Linked DNA regions of Mus musculus: region 2 is linked to region 1. Evidence: chromatin loops called from intact Hi-C (ENCODE). Cell type or tissue: heart. All regions are shown on one strand. Links, peaks and the distances in the headings refer to the core of each region. The heading gives the core; the rest is flanking DNA.

The links. Peaks named below come from ENCODE experiments on the same cell type or tissue, not always from the same donor. Only the 100,000 strongest peaks of a DNase experiment are listed, where the experiment ranks them.
Region 2: it touches region 1 in a loop (2.4-fold over the local background); 5 of 42 quality-filtered maps call a loop at or near these places.

The regions. Positions count from the first base shown.
Region 1 is chr6:33,055,393-33,066,932 of GRCm38, reverse strand. It overlaps Chchd3 (coiled-coil-helix-coiled-coil-helix domain containing 3), which reads left to right and starts at 6,673. Exons shown (of 8, transcript NM_025336.2): 1 at 6,673-6,933. The coding sequence starts at 6,853. In heart, for the core only: a CTCF peak has its summit at 6,459; DNase peaks (open chromatin) are centred at 6,602 and 7,452; H3K4me3 peaks cover 1,780 bases; H3K27ac peaks cover 1,080 bases; H3K27me3 peaks cover 501 bases.
Region 2 is chr6:32,977,127-32,988,666 of GRCm38, reverse strand. All of the region lies in intron 3 of Chchd3 (coiled-coil-helix-coiled-coil-helix domain containing 3), which reads left to right. Among named protein-coding and RNA genes, the nearest start is that of Chchd3, 77 kb to the left of the region's middle. In heart, for the core only: a CTCF peak has its summit at 9,687; no DNase peak of the experiment used is centred there.

The sequences.
Region 1 (11,540 bases), core at 1,581-9,580:
TGCTATTTTGAGTTTGTAATCTCCTTAAATGTACTACTTAAAATTCTTATATTCCAAATATGTCACAGGAGCACATGTGCATTCGCACACACACAAATGCTCACATGCAGGGAGAACGACTGTTTAGCATTTCTCTGTGTTCAAATGGTTTTCTGTATGATAATAGATGGGAGGAGTTTGCAAGCTGGGGCTCCGTGACAGCCTGTCAAACATGTCATCGTCCATAGTTTCAGCATGTGCTCATCTTGACTGAGTCCACTCATAGTGGCTCTTTCCAGAGATTTTAATTGGCTAGCTATAACTATGGCAACTATATGGCCTAGATTTTCTAGCATCATCCTGGTTTCAAGGACTGTGTTTAATTGTCTCTCTAAGTACATGACTAATGTCAGGGCAACTGTTTCAATTTCTAGCTCAGAAAGAAAGGTTGGTTTATCTACATTCAATTCCAGGCCAGACCATTGATTCCAAGTGCGCTGCTGTGGAGCTGCAGTGCTCCTTAAGAGCTATGAGAGGGCCCTTGTGGTGTGATGAAGAACACACTCATTAGCTCTGCTGGCCAGGGACCAGGACCTGGGCTGTCTACCTCCTCAGGCATTGTTCTTTCACCTTTGCCCTGTGTCTCCCTATACTCCTGGCCCAGTGATGAGGGACAGTCAAGGGACTTGTGAGGGAGCAGCTGAAGAGAAGATTTTGCTTTTAGCAATTTACGCTTGAAAGAAGGGGGTTGACAAGTCAGAGTGTATACTACATGCTTTCTTTCCACCAGAAACGTCGTGCATCCCGGTGGAATGGTTTAAAAGTCTAGGTGGCTGTTTTTCATCCCTACCTCCCTACTCCCAGGGGAAAGGGTGATGGGAAACAATCTCTTCCCACCCCCTTTCACCCTCCATCCTTCCTGGTTTCTTTCTCCTGCTTCTCTTTTCCTCCTTCTTTTCTTTCCTTCTCCTTCCTTTTCTCCCTCCCACCATTCTTTCTTTCCTCCTCCTCTCTTCTCTTTCTTTCTGTGCCTCTTTTGCTCCTTTCCTCCCTCCATCCCTCCTTCCCTCTCCCTCTTCCTTTCTTCCTTCCTTCCCTCTTCTCTTCTTCCCCCTCCTTCCTTCCCGAGCCTCCCTTCCTCTTTTCTCTTTCTCCCCAGGGTTTGATATGGTACAAAAGTAAGAAATGACACCGAATGAGGAGTTGGAGCACTACTTTTTTCGTGGCTGTATTATTTAGGAGTCTCTAGAACAGTGGTTCTCAACTTTCCTAATGCTATGACCTTTTAATACAGTTCTTAATGTCATGATGACCCTTAACCATACAATTGTTTTTATTGCTACTTTATAACTGTAATTTTGCTGCTATTATGAATTGTAATGTAAATAGCTGATATGCAGGATATCTGATATGGAACTCCCAAAGGGGGGCCATAACCTAGAGGTTGATAAGTGCTTCTCTAGAGGAATATAACCTATGACAAACCTACAACAAAGGCTATTTAATAGACTGCCTTACACAGTGTGGTCTGGATAGTCCAACAACAGCTGTCTGTATACAAAGAACTATGTAGCTTAGATGCTCAGCCACAAGGAAGTCTCAGCCATCCTAGCCTGACACTGCTCCTGGTTTTCAGTCCACAGTGGAAGGAAGAAGCTGGGCTCAAGTGTCAGAAAATATGCCCACAGCAGTGCTAGCAACAGAATGGAAGAACACGACAGCAAGGAGGAAAGGTGATCAGGAAGAAATTACTAGCTGCTCCCTCTGAACTCCTCATAGCTGGGCATCTTCTAGAAGGTGCCCCACACAACAACACCAGAGAAGTGCTTTTGGCCTTACTTCCCCCAGAAATATTCTCACTGACCCACCTAGAACATGTTTCTTACTTGATTACAGATCCAATCAAGTTGACAACCAAGCTTAGTTATCCCAGTGGCTAAGATTTGTGAAGAACTAAGCTACCTGGGATCCTGCCTAGGCTACCAAGGACAGTGTTGTTCTCTGCCACTCTTCCTTAGGACTCCTGTTTCTGGGATGGAGGCTGAGGGGAGTCCTGGGTTGCTCTGTTGATGTTTGGGTAGGAATATACTTAGGAAGAGCCTTTGGTGAAGCTATTGTTATGCCAGGAGCAGGTAGAGAGGAGCTGGAGGGCAAGCAGGAGCCTAGTTAAGACGAACATCATCATCATCATCTTCCTCCTCCTCCCCCTCCTCCTCTTCTCCTCCTCCTCCCCCTCCTCCTCCTCCTCCTCCTCCTCCTCCTCCTCCTCCTCCTCCTCCTCCTCCTCCTCCTCCTCCTCCTCCTCCTCCTCTTCTTCTTCTTCTTCTTCTTCTTCTTCTTCTTCTTCTTCTTCTTCTTTTGGTTTTTCGAGATAGGGTTTCTCTGTATAGCCCTGGCTATCCTGGAACTCACTTTGTAGACCAGGCTGGCCTCGAACTCAGAAATCTGCCTGTCTCTGCCTCCTGAGTGCTGGGATTAAAGGCGTGCGCCACCATCGCCCGGCAGAAACCTCTGGAGACCTCTGGAAACCTCTGGAGGCATGAGTATCTTGAGGTGTGGGACTAAGCTGTAACTCACTTCATGCTGGTCTCCCCATAGACTTTTATTCCACTAATCAAAGTTCCTCATTTTTATATATTCTTTGTTATTTTACACCTATACAATGTATTTTGATCATAGTTATCTCCTACTCTCCACCTTTAGCTATACCCTTCAGATTTCATGTCCTATTTCAAAAATAATTCTTTTTGAAAAAATGTATAACTCACTGAGTCCAGTTAGGGTTGTCATCATGCACATAGCGGTGAGGCTATCTAAGTGGACTGTGGGCAATATACCTAGGGCCACTCAACCGAGGAAAAAGGACTCTACCTTCCCTTGAAACCATCACTTGCCAATAGCTCCTTCTCTCGGTCCTCATGAGCCCTTCATCACCCATGCTGGAATTTTGATTGATTTGATGTTGTTCAGGTAACCATAGTTGTAGTATGGTGGCAGTGGCATCATCATCATCATCATCAGCAGCAGCAGCAGCAGCAGCAGCAATGGGAGAGGAAGAGAGAGAGGGGAGGAGGGGCGAGCCTGTATGGGTACATACGGAGGCCAGCATTTGATAACACGATGTCTTCCTCAGCTTCTCTACTTTAGATTATGAGACAAGGTCTCTTCACTGACCTCATCCTTTGAGATGAACTGGCAGACTGAGGAGCCCTAGGAACTGCACCACAGTGCTCACCTGTCTCCTAGCTTCTTATGTGGGTGCTGGGAGATTCAAACTTGGGTCCTTATGGTTACAGCCAGCTCCTTGCTCAGCACACTCTTTTTGATGCTGAGACTAGAGCTTTGTCCATGCTAGCCAAATGCTCTGCCACTGATCTCTGTCTCAAGTCCCACCTTTTTTTATTAAAAACCTTTCCCATTTGACTTTATTGAATGATAAATACATTTCTGTCCTTTGTTAATGTGAAACTTACATGTCAAAAAAGATTAAGTGCACAAAACAGTCATTTTTAGTGTATTGGTAGGGCTGTAGAACCCTCACCATAAACTAATTTTAGCCTGTTTCTATCAACAGCTCTGCAATGAAACATTGTACCAATTATAACTCCATCTTCCACTCACCTGTCTGTCTGTGTTCCAAGGCCCCTAAACCCAGTCTACTTTTGCGTTCCATAGATTTGCTTATTCTGCACACTTCACTTAAATGGGATCACATAATATACAGTCTTTCTGTGTCTGGGGTTTTTCTTGGGAAGAGTTAAAATACATTTATTTATATCATGTATGTATTCTGTCTGTCTGTCTGTCTGTCTGTCTGTCTGTGTTCCAAGTGTATGCCTGGTGCCTGCAGAGCTCCAAAGACGGGTCTTGTCCTTGAGAACTGGAGTTACTAGCAGTTATGAGCTGTCACATGGGTTCTGGGAACTGAACCTGAGCATTAAAGGCTCTTAACTACTGAGCCTTCCCTCCAGCCCCTGTCACAATGTTTCATGTTATCACATAACATTGTGGTTCTTCCATATCGTAGCATATCCCAGCACTTTGTACCTTTTTATTATTCAATACTATTCCATTATCTGGAAATGCTGAGTCATGTTTATCCATTTATCAATAAGTGGACATTTGAGCTATTTGTGATGCTATTCCTGATGGACTGGATATCTTCATTTCATTTCTGGCTTGCTAGTTGTAGTGTATAGAGATACACAAGAAGTTTTTTGAACTTATATTCTGAAACCTTGCTGAACTTTAAAAAAAAATTACTGTTTTTTTAGTAGATTCTTTGAGATGTTTTTCTATTTATAAGATCATGTCATGTGTGATGGAGGCAGTTTTACTTCTTTCTTTCCATCTGGATGTTTTTATTTTGCTTACAGTCCCCGTGTTACCTCTCTCTAGTCTGCCGTGATGATTCCGAGTTCAAACTCATTATCCAGGCTGCTCTGCTTTTCCTCTTGTACTGTGAATTTCACAGTGAAACTTGAGGACTTGATGCCAAAAATAGAGAAAAGGGAGAGAGAATCTAAGAGGTTCAAGTTTGAGTTTTGTTTTTCATTTGAGCCAACCTATGTTTTTGGCTTGAGAATGCTGCCTTTGGAGTAGATGGCCATGAAGAAGCTATAGACAGAGCGAAGGGGAGACCATTGGTTCTCAAGAGTTTAGGAAGAGATGGTAGGGACGATGTACCTGGAACTGGCCTGGGGAGAACTGTATTGTCACTGTGGGTATCCCCCAACATCCCCATAAGATACATTAAATTTTTTTTTTTGGTTTTTCGAGACAGGGTTTCTCTGTGTAGCCCTGGCTGTCCTGGCACTCACTTTGTAGACCAGGCTGGCCTCGAACTCAGAAATTCGCCTGCCTCTGCCTCCCGAGTGCTGGGATTAAAGGCGTGCACCACCACGCCCGGCGATACATTAAATTTTTTAAAAAGAAGATCTACTTAGTGTTGCTTGAAACACACTAGGAGTTGGGAAGTATTCTGGGTCCTTTGCTGAGGAGAGCACCGGATGCTTTTGGTGCTCTGATGGAAGGCATCCATTGCCTTCTCAGCCTTGGTCTTCATCCTCATTAACAAGTGTTATTTGTATCTCCTCACTCTCCGTATGGAAGCCTCTAATTTTGTAAATATAGACCGAGCAACTGCTTTATGAAACACCCTTCAATACACGCCGTCTATGGGGTAGGAAGTGAGGTGATTGTGTTTATGGATGGGGAGGACCCGATGTAAGGAACGGCAATCCCTGTGTATCTGGGTTCTCAAGAGAAGCAAGCTCAACTGTGATGTAATGGGAGGACGCAGACAGGGGCAGGCAGTTTCAGAACTGCAGGAGAATATCATGTGATTTAGAGCACATGTGTTGAAAAGAACGACACAATGAGATGAAGGGCACTGCTGCTATATGCTGGGATATAGCAGCGGGAGGGACATAGTGTCTTGCGCTACAGATTCTGACATGCTGACAAATAACTGAAGCTCAAAAATATTTCTTCAACATTGTGGATCCCTTTGGCCTAGGAGGATGCCATGGTATGCTGTATTCTCTGTCTTTTAATGTTGAGAAGGGCAAATTGAAAAAGGTATTTTTGTTCAGCTAGTTCTGTCCCCTCCCCTCCCATCCCCCTTCTGCCCCACTCTTCTTCTTCCCTCTTGTTTTTTCTCCTCCTTCACATAGCTCAGGCCTGGGGCATTGCATAGACAACTGAGCTACATCAGTAGTCCCATCCATCTAATTTCTAAATGAAAGGGTATTTCTCTGGCTCCATAAATCTAAGATCATACTGTACTTTTAGCAACAGTGTTTGACAGCAAACAAACAAACAAACAAACAAAAAAGCAAAACAAAAAAACCCTAAAATCAACCAAATAACCAAATAACAACAAAACTGAAACTGTGTGTGTGGTTATCCTAACATTTTTAGACTTCTTGGAGGTAAAGTACCAAGCTAGAAACTTTCCAAAACAGATCATCTCTACTTTGTCTAACGCTGCTATAACTCCTCCATGAACGGACCATTTTCCTCTGTCTAATCATCCTGTGATCTAACTTATGTAAGTGAATAAGAGACACAAACACGAGAAGCAGTGTTCTGTCTGTATCTTTGTGTAAATAATTTTTCCTGTGCATTTTTGCATGTAGATTTGAAAGCCCTACATTAAAAGTTGCATTTCATACAGACTGACAAATACCAAAGTCATAAGATAGGAACATAGGCATATGTAGTCTCGGCCCCTTTAAAAGACTAAGTGGCAAAATGCTAAGTTTAGTTGTTACAGGTTTGTGAATTGGAATATACAAGTTGTTTGTTTAGGGGAGTGCATCTTCCATATCTAGCTTTGAGAGCCTGTATTTACCTAACTTACCTAAGGTTCTAGAGTCAACTGCAAAACAAGCTGGTTGGGTGAACCAACTTTTTTGAAAGTAGACCAGAAGGAGGCCTTCAGGGCTGTCAAGACTACAACTCCCAGAATGCTCGGTTCACTTTACAGTTTAGGGAGTGAGACCTGTCACAGCACCTATCGCTCCGGATCGAGACTACAATTCCCATTATTCTCAGAGGCTCCGGAAGCCCTATTAAGCACCACCTGTTGCCATAGCATCCGGGTCCAATCCAGCCAATCCTAGTGCACCTTCTGATAAGAGGCGGGCAGTTTGCTTCTCGGGCTAACCCGAAGCGGCCTACTTCTGGCACGTGACCGGAGGAGGCGGGCTTTTGGGACCGGCGCCTTCTCCTTGCTTCTTTTTTGGGGTCGTGGCCTTGCTCCTGCCCTGCAAGAGAAGCGTCCAGGGCTTTCACGCGCAAGTGTGCGCGTGGGTCCTGACGTGCTCGTAGGTCCACGCTCCAGACTCTGCGGGGACAGAAGCAGGAGCCATGGGCGGGACCGCTAGCACCCGCCGGGTCACCTTCGAGGCGGACGAGAACGAGAACATCACCGTGGTGAAGGGCATCCGGGTGAGTGCCGTGGGCGGGCGGAGGGCAGCCTTTGACCTCGGATCCCAACGCTGAAATGTGCCTGGGACAGCTGCACCTGCTTTCTCCGCTCTCGGCCCGCCCTGCTGTCCCGCTAGAAGTCTGGGTCTCTGGGAAGAAGCTCGTAGTTTCAAGACTCCGAACCTCCATTCAGAGAAAGTTCTTGGTTGTGTGCCAGGAGCCATGCACTGTGCCGGGGTGGTGGTGCCGGGTCACCACGGTCGTCCTTGCTCACTAGTTGCAGGACTTTATTAAAACTCTTGCTTCACTGTGCTGGTCCGTGTGCCTCCTGTACAGGACCCAAGCCCTTCTTTTCCACGCACAGTTCTTTCTCAGAGTGAATTGGTGTTTTAAGGATTACTCTTCTTTGCCTCTGTTATTCCCTGCCCCTCTTCTGGTATTACCATTCAAGTCATTCCTGACCCTGCTGCTAATTTCTGGCTTCTGGCTCTTTCCCTTCCACCTGATAATTTCGTTTTCCCAGGCGCCTCCCCTGTGGTTTGTTGGCCCAAGTTATGAACCTGACCCAGTTGGACTATACAGGCCTATAACTGCCAGCCTGCTAGGGGCGGAGGTCGGTTTGCAGGCCTTCAAGGTTGTAGAACTGAGACAACTTCTAAGGGATCGTTATAGAGACTTATTAAATGCCCTCTGCATGTACTTGATACATGAACTGAAAACTTGAATTTCCTCTAGGGCGTTAGTATACACACTAACAACTTTAATATTCTCCTTTGCCTCGACTTTGGAGCTTCATGCTTTGGGAAGTACACTTACTTGTATCTAGTAAATAGAGCACTATGACTTCAGAAGGTTTTAGAGTACTTTATATTTTCTGTCTACTGCTTTTACACAACTACTCTTAATTAACTATGTAAGAGTTACAAGGAAATAAAAACTTAAAAACATTTCAACTGCTTGAAAACTTTTTCCTTTGAAATTTGTTACTTTGAAAAGAACTTATTAAAGTTTTATTGATTAGAAACCCCAGACTGTTGAACTGAGTTTTTGAGTCTGTGACCAGCAATTCTCACTCTACTAGTGATAGAGCCCTTTGCCTGCTGTGGTTTAGTTGGTAGTTTTTGTAGTAAGATAAGAATTACTGCATACTTGAGTTTTGTACAGAGGTGGAGGGAAAAAAAAAAACCAAAAAAGAAAGGAAAAGAAAGTCGATAAAAGGCTTAGAATGTTGAAAACTTAAAAAAAAAAAAAAAAAAAGGAAAGTAAATTTCAGATGAAAAAACTGTTTAGAACAATGCATTAAGTCTTTCTCCTCATGTTTCATCACAGACAGGCCAGTGACACAAACTGTATGAGTTTGGGCACAGCATAGAGATTTAGATACAATATCAGATAGGGTAGAGTGATAGGCAGGGCAACAGGGATATGTATTCCATTCAAGTGATAAGATTGTTTTAAAGAGCTTCTGTAAACTTTAAAAACAAAACAAAACAAGAAAAACCCAACTATGTCTTTCAGCCATACAACTTGACATAAATTTCCTTTTTCAGATACATTTTATTTCTGTTGTTACAGTCCTGGCCCAGGCAGGCTTATTTTGATTTGTACGCAGCTCTTCTTCAAACACCCTTGGCAAGGTTCTCCTCTGCTTCTGGTCTTTTCAAGGATTGCCTGTAATCTTCTCCAGCGTTCTCTCCTTCAGTTTTCTTGTTCTTCAGACTGGTAGAGCTGCGTACATCTCTCGGATCTCTATTGTTTTCTAGCTCACAAGTCTCGTGGGCTTCTTGACACGGTCAGATTGTTATTTTTTTATTTTTTATTTTTTGTTTTTGTTTTTGTTTTTGAACAAAATATAGCTTTTTTGCAGCTTTTCTCAAAACTGGTATGTTGTTGAATTGGGAGGACTTGGAGCCATTTTGGGTTCCTTGAGGTCATGGACAGGAGAAAGCCAACTTGGAATTAAGCTGACATTTTTAATTAGCCTGTGGCTCTGGACAAGTCGCTTCTCTGATGCACACCCTTATTCCTAAAGTGGAATGTTATCACTTTCTTTGGTTAGGATTAGAGGATAAGGTATGTAAACACCTGTTGATTATCATCATTATTATTAATTATTATTTGAGGTGCTGGGAATTAAACTTAGGCCCTCCCATGTGCTAGACAAGCACTGTACCACTGATCTATATATTTCCAAGCTGCTTTGTAGATTTATAAATAAGCGGTCATCATTATGGTAGGGTTCCTTTCACATTTAAAATTACAAAGTTCTTTGAAAGAGCATTGGAATCAAACAAATCTGGGTTCAGATCTTTGTAGGATTTAGTATAGCTTATGGCATGGACAAGTTATCTTTGATTGCATTTCCCTCTCTGGAGTTTCACTGTAACTGCATATTAATGTGTGTGTCTCCTGTGTGTGTGTGTGTGTGTGTGTGTGTGTGTGTGTGTGTGTGTGTGTACACATAGTCCGCTAAAGCTTCAACCCAAAATAACTAAACAGGAGAGCATGTTATACTCCAGTGAGAGACCCGCACAGGGTAGACTGAGCGCTGAGATCATCCATTCCGTCTGAGCCTTGTAAACGTCTCATAGCTGCCCTTGATGCTTTTCTTGGCTTTGCTTTTAGGCACGACAGCAGTATTCTTAGCGTGAAAGCAAGGCTTTGTCTTCAGGCAGTTGCTAAAACATGGACAGGTGAGGCCCAAACTTCAGTTTTGGATTTTATGGCTTAATGAAACTTGGCTGAAGAAGCGTTTTCCAATTTTGATCAATTTTATAATGTTTAGGGTTCCGTTTCATTGACGAGGATAGTAATTTCATCTTCAGTTATCCTAATAAGAATGAATAGCATTTAGTGAGCAACAGAAAACTCACTAAGTACGCTGAGTTTATTGATAGATCATGAGTATCCATATTTTCCTTGCTGAGGTGCTTATGGCTTGTACTCAAAGGGCCTACAACTTGAAACAGTGTCAAGTTTCAAGTTTCTTCTTGTTGGCAGGCACTACTTTTTTATGGTATTATATATGCTCTTTTTCCCTTATTCTGAGCTGTTGCTAGTGTTTTTTTTTTTTTTTTGCCCTCTGTAAAACAGCTTGTATTCTTAATACCTGATTTCAATTTTGCATATGGAACTACTCATATGAACTGAATGAAGAATTGCCCTCTTGCCTTGCACTCTCTCTAAGTCTCAAATAAATTTTCTAGTGATAGAAAAACACATACTTTTATTGCCTCACATTACATGGGCTTAATAGGATTTTTGTGTCCACCTGCTGTGCCTGCTTAGAAAGTGTGCTCAGAACCCGGCCTTTCATAACTTTATCTAAAACATCAGAGCTGTGAGTGAACTCTTTCAGAGCAAATGTCAACTTCAATGAGTATCATTTTCAAAGTTATACTTATCACTGTTTCTGGCATAACGAATCTCTGCAGCTGGCCTTGAAGCTGCAAGCTGACATTCACAGGAGTCACTCAGAGCACCATGCACACCTTCGTGAAACACACCATGTGCTTTGGCAGATGATGGTAGTCGAGAGCCCCAAATTGAAGAGATTTCTTAATGTGGGATGCTGTAGAGTGTTCTTCAGTGTTAGTGAGGGTTATGCATTTATTTGGTTAGTCATAGGGACTGAGTGATTTAGTTAGCTGATAGAGAATTGGTCCCTTACTTACAGCTGTAGGGTCTGTGAATGTCTTGGGCCATCTTAAGCTTTCTAGGATTCAGAATACAGTAGCAAGCTACATGTGAACTGAAAAGGAGATGTTTTACAGAAATGAGTCTTTGTGTTTTCCCTGCCATCCCATTTCACCTCTTTTGTTTATGGGAGTCACACCTTAAAAAAGTAGCAGGGAGCTAGTGCTCACAGAAAATGACCTGTTCCTTTGTGAGGGAAAACCAAGAGAGAAAATTGCATCGGTATTCTTTAAATCAATTTGATAAGAAACATCTAAAGGCATCTAAAGAACTGTTAGGGGCTGAAGTTGTAAACTGTTCGGTGTCATGTGACTCCCACATTTACCACCTCAAAGATAACTTGAGCTTTCCTCTCAGAGGGCAGAAGACTTTATCTTTGTTCCTCTTACTCAGCCTCCTGTATCTGAAGAAATACCGAGTTCTGGATCAGTGGGTGGTATGTTTGTGTAAATTTTGGATAAGACCAAGCATAGTGGGTGGGAAGAGTTAAGTGGGTGACTAGCTGATATATATATAATGCTCTTTGGAGGCCACAGTGTGAGTCAACCACTGGCCAAGCTCTGCCTGCTTAACTGTCTTTGAATAGGGTAGGTAGACAGAGTGAGCCAGCTAATTCTGTCAAAAGGCCTGCTTGTCTGATCGCCCCGTATTGTAATTGTGGTTCTTTAGATACATAGGCCACTGTGAATTTTATAAGGTATGGACTCTGCCTTCAACAATACAGTGAGCACACAGTTTTGTGTACATCGAATTAATCCATGGACTCTAAAGTCCAGAGGCCTATGGGTATAGCTTGTGGCATCAATAAATGTGTAGAGGGCTGTTACTTCACATTTAGTATTGTCTAGATAGAGATTCCAAAGACACCTGGAAGGTAAGTATATCAGATGGGATAAGGCTTTTCTAACGGCAGAGCCCTTTTTTAGGACAAC
Region 2 (11,540 bases), core at 2,306-10,305, 79 kb after region 1:
TACGTTCTATGACTTCACCAACTGTAGGGGGTTGGGGGCTGTTCCCTTGGTAGCTTGCGTAACACCTTTCAGTATTATGAACGTTAGTCCTCAGGGAGAAGGCTTCCAGGTCATGTCCATCTCTGTTCCTCCGCGGCCTGTGCTTGGGATGTAAGATGTCTTCAGCAACAGGGATTTACCTTTAGATTCTGGGAGGCAGCCGAGGGTAGCAGCAGTAGCCTGTCTTGTTTTAGGAGACTCTTGACTGTCCTGATCAATACCTTGAATGGAGGTTCTCATGCCTGGGGGTTATTGGATAGTCTATTGCACTTCAGAGTCATTACCACCTCAATCTCAAGCAGAATAGCGCTCTCTCTCTCTCTCTCTCTCTCTCTCTCCCTCCCTCCCTCCCTCCCTCCCTCCTTTTTATCTCCCCCCCTCCCTCCTTCTTATCTCCCCCCCCTCCACCATGTAATTTTTTTTTTGTTAGAACACCATGACTCCCTGTGGCTTTTTCAAACACCTCAGTGTCATCTGTCTTCCCTCCTTTCCTTTCTCTCCCCTCCCCAGTTAAAGCCCCTTCCAGTGTTCTATTCTCCCTTCTTTGCAGTAGTGTCTGGCCATTTTCCTCCCTAGAGACACTTTAACCCCTTCTTGGGGTCCCATTTTCCTTTCCTGTTTCTGTGGTGATTCCTGGTTCTAAACTCACTTCTGAAGATCCCAAGCTAGGAACCACAGCTACAAGAGGACACATGGCATTTGTCTTCCCGATAAATGCTGGTACGTGGCGGTACCTCACCCAGCACAGTATTTTCTAGTTCCATCCATGTACCTGTAATTTCATGATTTAATTTTTCTAAACTTTTAATAAAGATCTTATAATAAGCAACTGTAATGAATGTGGTAAAAACTGATGAGTGCTTCATGAAGTGTAAGGAAGAAAAATTTCTAACATATACCCAGGACTATGATTGACGTTCAGTCTTGCCATGTGCTGGCAGTGCCTCACGATTTTACTAAGACTTGCTTGAAAGCAGTATTCTAACTTAAGGTGTCTGTAAGTATAGCTCAATGAGTTTCAGTTATGGCATAAAAATATTTTAAAATCTGTAATAGTTTATTACATTGATCATATGTTGAAATGACAATATATTTTCTAAATTAGGCTAAAGGATACATTAGAAATGAATTCCAATAGATTCTTTTTATTTTTCTAATCTTCTTTTAGATGTGGAAAATTGCATGTGTAGTTTGCATTTTATTCCTATTAGTACTACCCTTATATGTTGAACTTAAAATGCAAGTTAATTTCATAAAAATAATACCACAGAAACAAAATAGCTTTTGTGTAGTACCTCTTTCTATTTCCTAGTGATAACTGTAGTTAGTTTTCTGTGTCTTCCAGCCATTTTCCAAATATTTTGTTCTTCTGCAGTACATGGTAAAGAATCATCCTAAAGGGTGCTAGATTTGAGAGAGATTTCAGGGGCTGGGGATTGCTTAGTGGATAAACATTAATCATGTAAGTGTGGGGACTAGATTTTGATTCCCAGAACCCACACAAAGCCTGGGGACCTTTTGGCCCCTTCTGTAACCCTAGGCCTCAGGAAGAGATGATGGGGGTAGGGGAGTGGGGATTGGGGGCTCAAGGGGGGGGAAGTGCTGGCCATATAGACTAGCCACAAAGATGAGGTCTGAGTTCATTGAGAGACCCTGCTGCAGGAAATAAAATGGAGAGGGATCAAGGAAGACACTCACTATGAACCTTGGATTGACACATGCTTACATCCCCATGTGCACCATACACATGTGTGCACACAATATACAGAGAAAAAAAGATTTTGCCTATTTTGCCTATATAAATACTTATGCCTATTTTGTCTGTTGTTCATGCTAGCACAGTCCATTTACTAAATCTGTGTATTTACAGAGGCACCGCCGACCCAGTGTCTAGCCTGGTGCGTGGGAGGCATTGGTTAGTTCCCCTGGGCTTGTACACTCATTCCTTCAGTGATAACAGTGCCATACGCGGAGTGTGGTGCTAAGTAACATCTCATACATGATCAAGAGTTTGGTCAAAAAAAAGTTTAAGTTTTTGCAACATAATGTTTGAAGTACCTTTTTTTTGTCTGTATTTTGACCAGTTATTCATATAATTGCAGATCTGGTTAAAGTGAGATAGATTGAATTTAACTAACAGTATTGTTGCGGTTATGATATAAAGGAAGGAATGGTAGCGTAATCGTGGCAAAGTCAGTTTCTTTTAGTAGAATGGTCTGTGCTCTGTCCTAAGTGTGGGAACACTGAGTAGCAGAGCGGCAGCTCCCACGGCTTGCCTTTTTCTGATTCTAGAGTTAGGTTGTAAACTATCTGGAGAGCGCTTAACTTGAACATTTGTCTTTGATTTCCTCCATTATCATAAAATGAAGTGACACAATGTAGGCGTTGTCTTTGCCCACATGCTCTGTGTCGTGCCTCATAGCTGTCACCGTGATGGTGAAGGCTTTTTGCAGCACCCTTGTGGAACCTTGTAGGTGCTCAGTAAATGGTATATTGACACTTCTTCATTTCTATTACGTTGCGGCTTGTTAACTGTTACTACTTTCACCTTCAAGTGTGAAAGCTGTTGGCTCATGAGGCTGTATTGCTAGATCCAGATAGGATATGCGTTATTGTTATTGACATAGCTCTTGTAAAGTAGAAATGGGGATAAGTATTGCATTTATCTTCCAGGTCCCGTTTTACTTTTAAATTCAGAATTATCTCTGCAGTCTGTTTAGGAATATTTAAAAAGTCCCCTTCATAGCTCTGTTGTTTTAAGTATTACTTCACTGATTGCAGTACACCCTGTTCTTGTTCTTAAGCTTACTTTAAAAATATACTGTTGTTTGCAGATGAGTGTTGTTGCTAGTGAGTACAGATCACCCATTCGTTGGTTTAGACTGGCGTATTGAAGCAGTTTTGTTTGAGCGGGACTTTAGAGTAAGTGCTTGTCTTCGTAGAAGATGTGGAGACAAGTCATTTGGTCTGAACTTGGTACTTTATTAACACTTTCACACACTTTAAAAAAAGAAGAAGAAGAAAATGGACATGTTGCCACAACTGAAAGATCTTTTTTTCCAGAATGTATTTTACTGTAGCCTACCCAGGACTGTTTTTGCAGTAATCTCCTCCCCCCCCCCCCCCCCCCCGGCACAGATATGTGAACTCCTAGTAATTTAAAAATTCTGATAAATGACACTTAATGGCACGATCCTGTGAATATTGATAAGTACTAGAAATTCAGTTGGTAAAGCTTCAATTCCACTCCTGAGACCCTGTTTCTGAGTTTAGGTTAAAGGTTTGCCTGACTTCTGTAGTCTTTTTCTCATGTCTCCTGATAACTACGGTGATTTCAAACTACATTTTTCTTCTGCATCAAATCCAGGCAGCACTCTACATCATTAAATATTAAACCTTATATTCAAGAACATTATTCACTCATTAATATTGCATTGCAGCCTAAACTGCATTGTTCAAAACATTTTAGGATGTTGTGCAAGTCTGTCAAAATATATTAACAAACTTAGTCATGTTGAACTGAACAAAATATGACAAAGTGTTTGCATCACAGACGTGTCGTAGGTTTTTATACGACCCAAGCATTTTGTGTTGAGGTACTTGGAAATTACTGTAAAGATAAAGTGGATTGCAGCAGAAGCCAGATGGAATGAATATTCATCTTTCGTGTAGCATCTGCTATACATCTTAATGAAATGTATACTTATTTTTAATTTTTCTTCCTTGATAATTATTTATTTAGCAGATTATTTTAACTGGGACATACATATGAGTTGGTGCCATTTTAGCTTGGTGTAAGGTGAGAGTCTCACACTCAGGGAACACTTTTGAAATCTCCAGAGTGTTCATCAGCTGCATGGAACCGAAATGGGGCAGGCCTCCTTTGAAGGTGAAATAGCCAGGGGACTTCTGATATTCGGCAAAGCAAGGAAGTGGCTGAGTTTAAGCCTTAGTCTTTGTGACAAAATTTGTTCTGGATTGCTGTGAACACATCTGGTTTCTTGCTCTTCTTTATACTGCTAGTTGTGGTGAGAAGCCATAAGATCCTCCTTCTGAAGGGAATGGTGGGACCATCTTTGTATCTAAAATCACTCCCTTTCCCATTGTTACTGAAGGAAGTTAGGGCTCTTCCTATTGCTTTACAGAGAATTCCGGGGCTGGAAAGGGGAGACTATTTATAACTGATGAGGGGAGGGGTTTTCATAGATGTGCTTTGGCGGTACTAAGCTTAGACGTTTTATCTGAAATGTGATTCTATTGATTATATTATTCTTCAGTGATTATTACCATTTAATGGGGGAGGTCATTATGAGAATGGGGTTGCTTGTGAAATATCCAACATTTATTTTTTGATGAAATGTCGGTTATGTGGATCAGAATTAAAACAGGCAGCCAATGGGCTCATCTTGAACACCTACAGCTGTCATCTCAAGAAGGGTGGAAATGGATATTGTGAAGTAAATAATGAAGGTGGCATAGTGGATTCCTGCTGGGCCAGAGCTAAATTATTCATTTTGTTAGTTTAGCTAACATGATTCGTGCTGCGTGGGATTTGAGTACTATGTCAATGACTAATACTGCATAATTAAAAAGGCTCAGCTCCTCGGGCCTGGAATGTAGTGGAAATTTAGAAATGATTGTTAACATCACAGAAACACACTTTGGTTTGTATAAGTAGATGGTGTTTACTTAGTCATTCTGAAGTTTTTCAGATGTAAGTGTGTGTGACACATAGGCAGTGTGTCCCCACGATATTGTTAGTGCAGCTATCTCCAGTCCCGTCCAGTCCCGTGGTTGGTCACACTCCACTGTGATTTCTTCCTGAAAGGCTGCGGCGTAGCAAACGGTCCATTTCAGAGGCCTGGTGAGCACAGTCTCCCTCGTGACAGCATCACCATTCCTTTTCTTCCCTAGGAGCTGTGTTGCTGAAGGGAAAGGGCATTTGGAAAACTAATTACTCAGTGTGGGGGACCACATATGCATTAATCTTTTCAAAGGCAACTTCAGCATTTATTTATTATATTCTCAATTTTGGTCATTTTTGGGGCTAAACACAGATATAAACTGCTTTTAGTTTTTGTGTAATGGTTCACACTATATCTTATAGACACAGTAATTTGACTATACCTTTTGTTTTATGCATTTTTTTTCTTAGTGGGATTTTTACATACAGGGTTGTATTATGGAATGGCTCTTTTTTTTTTTTTTAAGATTTATTTATTATTATATCTAAGTACACTGTAGCTGTCTTCAGATGCACCAGAAGAGGGCATTAGATCTCATTACGGATGGTTGTGAGCCACCATGTGGTTGCTGGGATTTGAACTCAGGACCTTCGGAAGAGCAGTCGGTGCTCTTAACCACTGAGCCATCTCTCCAGCCCAGGAATGGCTCTTTTTTAACAGCCATCTCAGCCTCAAGCATCTATGAATGAAAAAGGGAGGCGAACACATTATTTGTCACCTGTTGCCATGTGATGTCAATCACTGTGCTTGCCTCTGCAGTTGCATGAGGATAGAGTTAAAGTTCAGACCACAGGACAATGCACTGAGAAAATGCATGCAGATGGAAGGCTTTAGTTATGGCCATGAACAGCTAGCTGAAGCTAAACTTGGACTCAGAACTGAACATGCTCTTAGAGTGTCCTATTGGAGCATTGGGTTTCATACAGTTAAGATCACAACACAGTGACCGCCATTTGTTTTGAGTCATAAATCTTCAGTTTGAGTTCTGCCTCTTATTTGCCTGTGTAATTCTGAGCCATTTGTTTAACTTTCCATCTTTGTTTTCTTTGGGTCTGAATTGGGAGTACAGCTCCCCTGAGGGATTTTTATGAGAAATAAATGAAATTGTGTGTGTAAACGTGTTAAAATATGTGGGTGGCATTAGAGGGTTCTTTGTAAGTAGCAGCTATTATATTAGTAGACAGTGTTATACATGTAAAAATGTACATAATATGTATGACTTACAAGTTTAAAAAATCTCCCGTGCTACAGAGAACACAGTGAACAGAGTAGGGGGTGAAAGGACCACAGAGGTCTGGCGTCTTTTGTTAGAGTGCATTTAAATCATGTTTTGTGAGAAGCTCAGAGCAAAGCCTGAATGTTAAGCCTGCCTCCTGTAGGTTGATTCCCTGTCTGCGTGCTGTAATCTACACATTAGACTTTAAAAACAAAACAAAACTTGATTTGTACTATAATTCAGGCAACTTCTTTTTTTATAAAGTCTTTGATGTGAATTCTGTATAATAATTTTTAATTCTTGAAGTACATTTATAGTTGAACTTTTGAGTCAGAGATAGAAATATCAAGTGAGGATATAGTATAATTCCTGTATCTGACAATACTGTGTTGTAAACTAGGATTTGTTAAGAGGTTAAACTATATGTTAATTTTACACGCAGCAACATTGGTATTAATAATAATAATGGAGGAGTTAGAGAGATGGCTCAGTGATCAGAAGGTATGCTGCTCCTGCAGAAGACCCACTCTTGGTTCCCAGCACTTAGGTCAGTTGGATCACAAATGCCTGTAACTCCAGCTGCAGGGGATCCGACCCCTCCACAGGCACCTGCCCTCAAATGCACATACCCACAGATAGGCGCATGCACACAATTAAAACTAAATAAATCTAAGATAATTAGGGTTGGAACGCTTTGGAAAATGACAGTGATGCTAATGGCCGTGATGGTAGCGTGGCTTCATGGGTGTTTACTTATTTCCAAATTCATAGAAATGTTTATATTAAGTAATGTGCAGCTCTTTTATGTCGATCACATATTAAGTGTCGTGGAGAAAGAGAAATCCTGGTGAGGGAATGCACTGGAGTTATCCTCAAGAGGGTGTCAGCAATTCCACTTCTTTCTTTTTATCTGCATACTTTCACCATCTCTTTTCATGTTTAAGGTGAAAATTAAAATAAAATCCAGTATATGACTTGGTGTGGCATTCAGATCAATTCATTTTTATTAGAATTTGCTTTATTTTTTTTTAAACATGGTTTCAGAGGGACTACTAGAAATAAAGTATCTGCCAAGGAACAACTTGTTGGCTGATGGATAGTGTCAGGGAAGCCTGAAAATTGACTGCTGTGGAGCAGTAGTGGGTGCCGGAGTTGTCGCTGTGCTTCCTCTGCGTGCCAAGGTGACTTTTACTAGATGGGACAGTTGGCTTAGGGCCGGATAGGCCTCGTCAGCACTTCTCACGTTTCCTGAGGGTGCGGAGTTAAGCATTTGAGGCCATCTTTCTTCAGAGGAGACTGATGTGGATTAGAGGCGCGTGTTTAACTAGTGAATCATGGGATTGCACTGTGCCCGACGATACAAATTTGATTCTTAAGAGGCTGCTTATCCTTTGTTGAAGGGGATTCAGGATTAGTTTCGCAGTGTTCCTCTGGAGAGGGATTGTCCTGTTTCCTTACACAGCTTCATTAGACCTGCAGCTTTCCGTTGATGGTCTGAAAGCCATATAGGTCTTTCCTTTCCTCACTTGGTTGTCCTGCATCCTTATGATGTACCCCGCTGCTGCTCTGTCCCTGTGGAACATTGCCTTTGTTTGATTGTGGTCTACAGTTTGTTCTTTGTGTACACAGTGACTTCACAGTGCCTGTAATACATGGGGCCTGTGCTAGAGCACAAGTTTCTTTTTAGAAAAGTGTAGCCAATCAAGAAAAGATGATATACAAACACTATTTTCATAAGCATTAGTTTTCAATTTAGTCCACCCCCATTGCCAGATCAACCCATCCAGTCTTTATTGTGGTTTTATTTTGTTTGATTCAGGGTTTCATTATGTAGTTCAGGCTATCTATACTCAAGTTCCCTGTCCTCTTGCTTCTGCCTCTGCCTTCCACTTTTGGAATCACGGGCTTGGGCCACCACATCTGCCACCTGCACTCTAGCTTTTAATTTATTAACTTTATTCTAAAGTTCTTTAAGTCACTCTTAAAATGTAACGCTATGATTAAGACCTTTAAAAGTGGAAGGGTCCGTGGTCCATTGGAGGTTTGTCACCAGTGTTGCTCATTGTTGAACTGTTTTCTTTTCCCCCTTTCATTTCCTGTCTCATTTCCAATAACAATTTCTTCAAAAAGCCTGAGAGTGGGGTGAGCCAGTGGATTTTTTTTTTGGTGTAGCATAAGAATACACAGAGGTGGACTCAGTTTTAAGGATGCTCCTAAGAGTATGTTTGGGGTCCATCTCTGTCAACTATTTAGGTGGGTGTGGTGTGGGGAGATGGAATGTGGAGACTTTCTCAGTTACAGGTCTGTTGGCTGATCACACACTGCTGGCCACCCAAGGACATGTTTCTTGGCTCTTCAGGTATTTTCAGTGAGGGTGGTACAGAGGTGGGTCTCGGCCCAGATGAAGTAGCAGATGGAAAGAAGGAGAAGCCTCTTTGTCACAGACAGAAGGGGACAGCCCTCCTCAGCGGGAGCAGCTTCTTGCAGGAGGTCTCCACAGTAGCTCACAGGCCACCATCTGTACATTGGTACTTGTTGCCACTTGATCATGAGATGCCACCAGCTTAAGATGTATCTTGATTTCTTATGTGCATATTGTGTGTGATAAGATAGCCTAAGTTCCAGAAGAAGACAAAGGAAGAGTTGGAAGAGAGGTGATAATTAAATGACAGCTTTCTCTGAAGCCAAGGGCAGACTGGAGCCTGTAAATTGAAAGGCTTCTTATTTTTCTAGGCTGGATTGATGAGAAAAGATGCACACGTAGTCATAGATTGTGACAATTTTTAAAATACAGAGAAAAAAATTCTGAGGATAAGAAGAAAATTGTAGAAGTTTTAAGATGGAAAGAATAGATAATTTGTAAAGAAAACAGGATCTGGGTACTAGGCTTTGCCTCTGCAGACCGGAAGCTGGATGATGTCCCAGCAGAAGGACCGAAATCCTGGGGTTCTCTGAGAGTTTCCCTGTGAGGAATTAGGGAATGTAGTAATACAAACAGCTGGTCCGTAGAATCTATGGAGACAAAGCATACTGATTATTTTTACAGAGAAATTTGATGTAACGATTATTCATGAGACATTAATAGTCAAAACAAAAGAAACAAAATTTACCAGTCCTAAGGCAGTTCTGTTTACCAGAATCAAAGTGAGCCACCTACCTACCTATATAGCTAACTTCCTAGTAACTGTCTAAATTATAAATACATCTCTAGGAATGTTTCTATTTTTTAGTGTATCTCAAATATGCAATCAATATAGCATTCATGGCAGAGGCATGTTACATCCTTTTCTTTCATGTCAAGTCTTTGGAATCTGGTGTATGAGCTATAGTCACTGCTTAATTTGAACTATTCTGGACTCACTGGCCTTGCCAGAGGACACATATGTGTCATGCAAGACACAGAGCATGAAGAGGTCCCCACCTCAGCCTAGGGAGCAATGGAAGGAGGTGGAGCCTCTGAAGTGGGGGTACCTTCTGGTCGGTGGTCGTGTCTGAGGTGGTAGAAGGGAGGGTACTAGTGATTTGAGGAGGGTACCAGTGGGTGGGACTAGTGACACTGGAGTGGCACCCAAGGAGCTTGGTCCTGCAAGGTTGAATAAACTAACCTCTGCATCCAGCTGGATTGGAGCAAAGCCACCAGGCAGGTATTCCTTCAGCCTTGCAGTTGCCCTCTGGCACTCCCTAATGGAAACTCTACCAGCACCAACCAGCAAATCACTAACAGTTTAGAAAGACCCAGTGTGAAGCAGGGTATAGATGACAGCTAGTAAGCTGAGAGTCACTGCTAAGCAACCAACAGCACAGTTCATCTTGGAAGAATAGTAAGAAAAGAATGAAAGCTGAGACCCCTACCGAGAGGAAGAGAAGCACCTTGGTTCTTGACCGTTGAAGACAAACCTTTGAGGACCTATAGTGGAGAAGTGCATTTGAAACCACTCAACTCTTAACAGAAGGATTGGTAGGAAAGGAAAATATCTGGTTTGCTGTCACCTGTTTTGCCAGTCTAGTACCTGCATTTGTAAACTGTAGTGAAAACACTACTGGTGTTGAGAGTGGAGGCCATTGAGGACCAGAGCAGAACAGCAAAGGGGCTTGTTGCTGTCCGGTGGATGGCAGCCTGATGGAACTAGGAACCAGGAGACAGAAAAGGAGACAGCAAACAATACAGAGTAGAAGAAAACAGGTTGTTTCAGTTATCATGTTAGAGATTGTGGCTGAGCATTTCCCATGTAGAGATCAAGGCTGCTATGCTACATCATGTTGACCCCTGTGTGTGGCATGCACAGACAGACAGACAGAAGCACGTGTGCTCACAAACACACACTAGCTATGTGTTATTTATACTGAATGCAGTTAAGACCCAGTAATTTGTTCCAATCTTAATAAAGGTTAAAAATTAATGGGTTAGCAAAGCTACAAACAAGGAAACAGGAGAAAGGTAAAATCAAAGGTTTTTAGAGCAAAACAAAAGAAGCAGCCGAGTGACCTCAGGAGCAGTTTATAAACAACAATCATTAGCCTTTTTGTGTCCCTCATGTTAACTCAGTCTGCGAACCACAAAGTTAGAAATCCAAAGAGCAGTTGATTGAAAAAGGAGGGAAAGGGGTTGTACAGCTGTTCTTTCCCTACAGCACAGCTTGCTCTGTGCTGGCTAGAGGAGTGCGCAATGCTTTGGTCTTCAACGTCTCCCACAGAGAAGGGTGGGCTTCGACTGTATGAGTTTGCAGCCCACCCATTCCACCTGCCAGCTCTTTATCAGAGAGGCTTCTGCTTTGGAGGGTGAGAGGTTGTGTTTTAGTTCAGACTGGAGGTCTTTCAAATAGAAACAAAGGGAGTATTGACTGTGATACCAAGACTTAGTGTGGCAGCTTTCACATCGTACTTACCCTGGCAAAATGTGTGTTTTGTGAAGAAAGAAAGAGAAGTACAAACAATGAAAAAGGCAGAGTGTGTGTTTCATATACGTAGTGTAGTTAGCATCTCTGAGAGCTTAGTGGGCTCTTTATCAGAAGCTACTAGTGTTGGTCAGGATGCTGCATAGTCATTTGCCCATTGTTTACACTGCTCATCTGTGTTGCAGCTGTACTGGAGGGCTTGATGTTTGTCTAGGGAGGACTGTGATAGGAAAGTGATATTCCCAGAGATGATTGTATTTGCCCCAGTTCTCTTTCTCCAGCATCAGCACATACCCAGTGAGGAAGCTGCAGTAGGCAAGATGCAAGGGAGCGGCATCCATGCAGTAAGCAAGCTGCTTAATAGAGCTGATTTATAGGAGCAGGTTGTATGTTTCTTCTCACATCTTCTATAACACTAGACTTTAGAAGTCATGATTCTGGGCAGTTTAATGCTGTCTTTATCTGCTCTGCAATTATCCATCTGTATTTTGACTATTACGACAATCAGTGTATACTTTAAGCTAAAGTCATGATCATGACTGAAGATGCCTGTAAATAAATATTCATTTCAAGCTAGAAAAAGAAGTGGCTCTGGGTCATTCTAGTACAGCAGTTTCCAGAGGACCCTTTCATACAATTCCTCAT